Regions from separate parts of the Mus musculus genome. Here region 2 is linked to region 1. The links are chromatin loops, found by intact Hi-C in ENCODE. Cell type or tissue: heart. All regions are shown on one strand.

Region 1 (2,500 bases):
ATTGCCTTGAGTTTCAGACTAACCTGCCTCCAAAACAAAAACTGAAACAACAGGGAGGTGGCTCAGTGGGTAGAGCCCTCACTGTGCACTATTAAAGATTCGAACTTGGATCCCCAGACCCATATAAAGCCAGTAGTAGTACACATCTGTAATCCCAAAATGCCGGTGGGGGGATGGAAAACATAGACAGGAGACTCTCTGGAAACTCATGGACAGCTTGCCTGGTGGACATACAGTGGACAACAGACCCTGTCTCAAACAGGGTAGAAGGTGCCCTCTGACCTCCACACTTAAACTGTAACATGCATGTACACACACACACACACACACACACACACACACACACACACACACAACTATAGGGGCTCAGTGGTTGACAGCACTAGCTGCTCTTCAAGATGAAATGGGTTCAATTCCCAGCACCACACAGTGGCTCACAACTGTCTGTGACTCCAGGGGCGCTCTAACGCCCTCTTCTGGCCTCTGTGGTCAATGCAAAATGCGCATGGTGTGTCCTGGTATGTTACTCTCTGCTCTGTTGGGTCCCCTTCTCTGCTCAGGACTCAGGAGACAGCTCTGAATGTCCAGAACCAGCTATGGTGCAAAAAACTTTATTTTCCATGAGGCACACAGGGAGTTGTGGAGGACTCTCCCATTCAGCCTAGAACTGGCACTACTAACTGGGAAAACTTTGCTAACACCCTGCAGACCCCGGCAGTGGCACAGAGCCTGATCCCACACTGGGAAGGCCGGTCTTGGCCTGTACCACTGACCTAGCATCCCCCCACCCCCACCCTTGGGTCTGATTTGCTTTTCTGACATTGAAATCATCATCCCTCAGGACTGACCTTGGCCAATGACAATGTTGCTCTGTAGGCTGATAGCGGGCAGGGACAAACACTTGCTTCACACTGAGTTACAGTGGGCTTCTTCTGTGAGCTTCCCCTTGCATGTCATGGAACGGTCTCCTAAGGAGGCAGGCGGACTGGACCAAGAGCAACAAATGCTGCAACAAATGGCTTATGCAAGGCTGGCAGGGTGTGGGAGGAAAAGGGCCCAGCTTCTTTAACCAGCTGGGAAAGCTGCCTGTCTGCATGCTTGACTCTCTGCTTCCCCCTTGTGGTTGTAAGGTTGGTGATGCCACATGGTTATGAGTGTGTGTGTGTGTGTGTGTGTGTGTGTGTGTGTGTGTGTTGGAGCTGGAGGAGGATCCAGCAAGACTGGAGCTGGGGCAGAGATATACTTGTCTCTGTACTATAGCAACAGGGTCTCTCTTCTCCTACCCACCAGATGTGGATTCCTTGAGCATTGCCAGACAGCTGTTGCTTACCAAGAAACTGAAAGCAAAGTTTGGGATGATGTTCATTTGTAATGGGTGGGCAAGGAGGGATTAGACATGAAGAATGTGAACATTGCTGAGTCTTTTTTTTTTTTTTCCAAGACAGGGTTTCTCTGTATAGCTCTGGCTGTCCTGGAACTCACTCTGTAGACCAGGCTGGCCTTGAACTCAGAAATCTGCCTGCCTCTGCCTGCCTCCCAAGTGCTGGGATTAAAGGCGTGCGCCACCTCTGCCTGGCCCTGCTGAGTCTTTTCTAATCGTGGGTACAAGGGTCTTCTACTGAAAAAAGCTAGCCTTTAGAATCCTGATTCAACATCACAGAATAATTGATGAGGTGAGACAAGAGTCCACGCTTGTAACAGCAGAGTCCAGGGATCTTTCTATCATGCTCTTGGGAAAAAGATTCCAAGACCTTGGCAAATTACACCTAAAAATCCAAGAAATCCAGGATGTTCCACCAGACAGGAGTCAAAAAACTGCAGCAGATAGATCTCAAGATCATGAACATCATGAATGAGAACATGAATGAGAACATCATGAATACTGCATTAGAGAAGGCCTCACCGACAGAACCTTCATTGCAAAGCAGAAGATGCAGGGATGTGAAAACTCACCCCTTTTCTGCTCCCAGACTTGACTCTGACAACCTTGGGGCAGGCTGAATTTGATGCCCCTTTCCCCAAAGCCAGCTGAAGTGGGTTGCATTATAAGGTGTATGCTCTGAGGCAGCCTGGTCTGCTCTGGCTGAGGCCCTTGACCTGGTCCCCTCTCCATCATAGACTGAACCTTGTAGGCTCTTGCCCATTCAGTACCCTCTTCCCACAGCAGGTCTTTGTGGAGCGATGCCCCCAGCTCCGTGTTGGAGTGTGGTCTCTTCAGGTAAAGGCTTTGAAGACCATTGGCTGAGATTTATGAAAACCTTAATCCCACTCCCATTGTGTGTGTGTGTGTGTGTGTGTGTGTGTGTGTGTGTGCGTGTGCACACACGCGCACGTGCATGCCTTTCTGTCTCTTTCTCTCAACAGGGTCTCATGTAGCTTAGACTGCCTTAAACTCATTATATAGATAAGAATGACCTTGAACTTATGATCTTCCTGCCTTGTAGTGCTGGGATTACAACCATTGACCATTGAGAATGGTTTGTGGGGCTGGTGATCAAAT
Region 2 (2,500 bases), 84 kb after region 1:
CAGACACTGTTTCTGTCTCCTGAGTGAGGAGGTGGGAGCTGGGAAGAACGAGGGTGGGGGTAGGTTACGTCTCCCTGGGCTTTATTTTAAAGGGGGACAATGGAAGTCCAGAGAATGCCTGCCCCCTTCGTGGGGGGAGGCGGGGGGGGGCAAGGGGCCGTGAACGGCAGGTGGGTTTGTGTCTAGACCTTTCGTTCCTTGCAGCGGTCTGTTTGTGTTCCAGCACTCCTGGCTGGGGAGGGGGTGTGGAGGAGGGAAGAGAGCTCTTGCCCTGGCAGGAAGCCTCACCTGGAAAATGACAAGGAGAGCCACCACCAGCACGTTTTTCCTGGGTTTCCCTAGAGGAGACAAAGGAGATGATGTTACCGCCCCGGTAAAAATTGCTCGGTGATTAAGGAGACATTCGGGGGTGGGGCAGGGGCACCATTGGGAACTTTTATCCCAGGCTCCAGGCACCTCGGGCTTGCTGAAAGAGAACATCAGAACCAGATTGTGTGTTTGAACACCTGGCCTGCTGCCCAGCATCCCTGTCTTCACCTCCCTCCCTTCCGCTTCTACTCCCAGGTCTGGGAAAGAAGTAGAACAGCTGGCTCCACCCCCTCCCATCCCCCTCCCATCCCCCTCCCATTCCCCTCCCCCCTCCCCTGCCCTGGCCAGTCTAGGCTGCTGCTGGTTTGCAGTATCCACTGTACCCCAATAACTCCTCCAGACTGCTGGTTCCGCACAGGGTCCTGACTCCCCCCCCCCCAACTTCCCATTCCACATGATGCACAGCCCTGTGGTAGTCGGGATGTATGCACACATGTTCAACACTTCCTTGGTGGCAAGATCCACCGGCCTGGGAGCATTCCTTGATGGTCAAGGGCACAGACAGCCACATGTGAAGCCTCACAGATGTTCTAAGGGCTAAGGAAATGGGAATCTGTTCTCTCTCCCTCAACGTGTTTTCGAATACTCTGCAGACAGAGACCACTGGTTAGAACAGGCTTGCATATGACAGCGACCACTCCTCATTCTGCTCAGAGCTGAGCCTTGAGCCAGCCTGGGCTGTATTTTCTCCTGACAGCTAAGCAAGAGGACAACTGGAAAAGTAATTTTTGCAGACATCTTATGCCCCCCACCCCAGACCTCTACCCCACATACTCCCGTCTCACCCCTGGGGACCCTTGATCCGCCTTCTTTGCTATTGGCACCCCTCTCCAGCCCTTGAATCCCAGTTCTTCAGATCTACAGGAAGAGTCAGACCCTATGGGTCTTGCAGTCCAGAGTAGGACTTTGCTCCCCAATCTGAGTCTGGGGGACCTCTTGAGGCCAGGGAAACAGTTCAAACGCAGATGTTGTTTGTCCTTGGCCATAGCACCACCTGCTGGAGACTAGGCTACATGACACCCAGGGTACCTGACATGTACTCCAGGCTGAGGAGGCTACGCTTGGTCACTCAGTACAGGCAGGAAGGGCATCAGGGTGACCCGGACAAACGTTTTTCCCCTCTACATTCTCCTCCATGCTATGTAAGCACGTCTTACTGAAGCTAACTCTGCCCTCTATTCCTATCTTGCCTCCCTCCTAAATCCCTAACCATAAGTCGAAATCCTAGCTGTAGAGATAGAGAGACGCTTAGGCTTAGCGTGGGGCCCATGCCTCACCAGCTCCATCTTTTTCTGGGGACAGACAGCCACTGTCCCCTTATCATCAGCTTGTACTAGAACGTTTGGAGACAGGAAGGGGAACATCACCACGTGGCTTCACAGCTCATCTCTCTCACACATTCCCCCCCCCAACTGAATTACCCCTGGCACCCCACCCCCACCCCACGAGCTTGAGGTCACATGCCCATTCTCAACTATAGGATTTTCAGGGTCTGATGCACAGCCCGCCCTTCCCTGACTCATTTCGGGGTTCAGCGTTCGAGGTTTCTTTCAACCCATCAACGGCTTTCGGTTACTGTAGAGAAAGCCCAATCTGACTGTCAGGGACGTGGAGAAACCCCTAAGGAACAAGAACTGTTTCTGTTTTACTCTGGGTTCTGTCCCGGTTCTTTTGTAGCCACAAACCCGGAGGGGCTCTGGGGTGTGTGAACAAAATTGATGTCTCATTCCAGGGATACTGGATATGAGGTTGGGGGTGGGGGTTGGGTGGGTGAGTCGGGGTCCTGTAGATCCAGGACAGGCCATGTTCAAGGCAGTTAACAGGAGAATTTGGGGGAATTTGAACGTGTGGTGACAGAGGGACCTGGTCAGTGTTGGTGAGTCAGATGACTCAATAGTCAGAAAGCAACTGCTCTTGAGCTACGGGCAGTTGGGAATGCCAGTGTGGGGGAGCTGTTGATTGAGGTGTTCGGTGTTTCCTGAGTTCTTGGGTTTGCAGAATGATTAAGGTGAAAGGAAAACTCCCTAGCACTCTAGCCCGACACCATCCCAACTCCCCTGCCCTGCCCTGCCTCAGCCTGACACTCAATTCCCTCCCCCGCCCCCAGCTCCCAGCCTGGGAAGCCAGTCGC

What was found. Peaks named below come from ENCODE experiments on the same cell type or tissue, not always from the same donor. Only the 100,000 strongest peaks of a DNase experiment are listed, where the experiment ranks them.
Region 2: it touches region 1 in a loop (6-fold over the local background); 5 of 42 quality-filtered maps call a loop at or near these places.

The regions. Positions count from the first base shown.
Region 1 is chr11:99,065,083-99,067,582 of GRCm38, forward strand. It overlaps Tns4 (tensin 4), which reads right to left. Exons shown (of 13, transcript NM_172564.3): 13 at 596-2,500. Among named protein-coding and RNA genes, the nearest start is that of Tns4, 23 kb to the right of the region's middle. In heart, a CTCF peak has its summit at 1,100 (motif pointing left); a DNase peak (open chromatin) is centred at 1,039; H3K27ac peaks cover 1,114 bases.
Region 2 is chr11:99,148,747-99,151,246 of GRCm38, forward strand. Ccr7 (chemokine (C-C motif) receptor 7) reads right to left here. Exons shown (of 3, transcript NM_007719.2): 2 at 289-338. Among named protein-coding and RNA genes, the nearest start is that of Ccr7, 5.1 kb to the right of the region's middle. In heart, no CTCF peak of the experiment used is centred here; DNase peaks (open chromatin) are centred at 495 and 1,335; H3K4me3 peaks cover 1,112 bases; H3K27ac peaks cover 2,149 bases.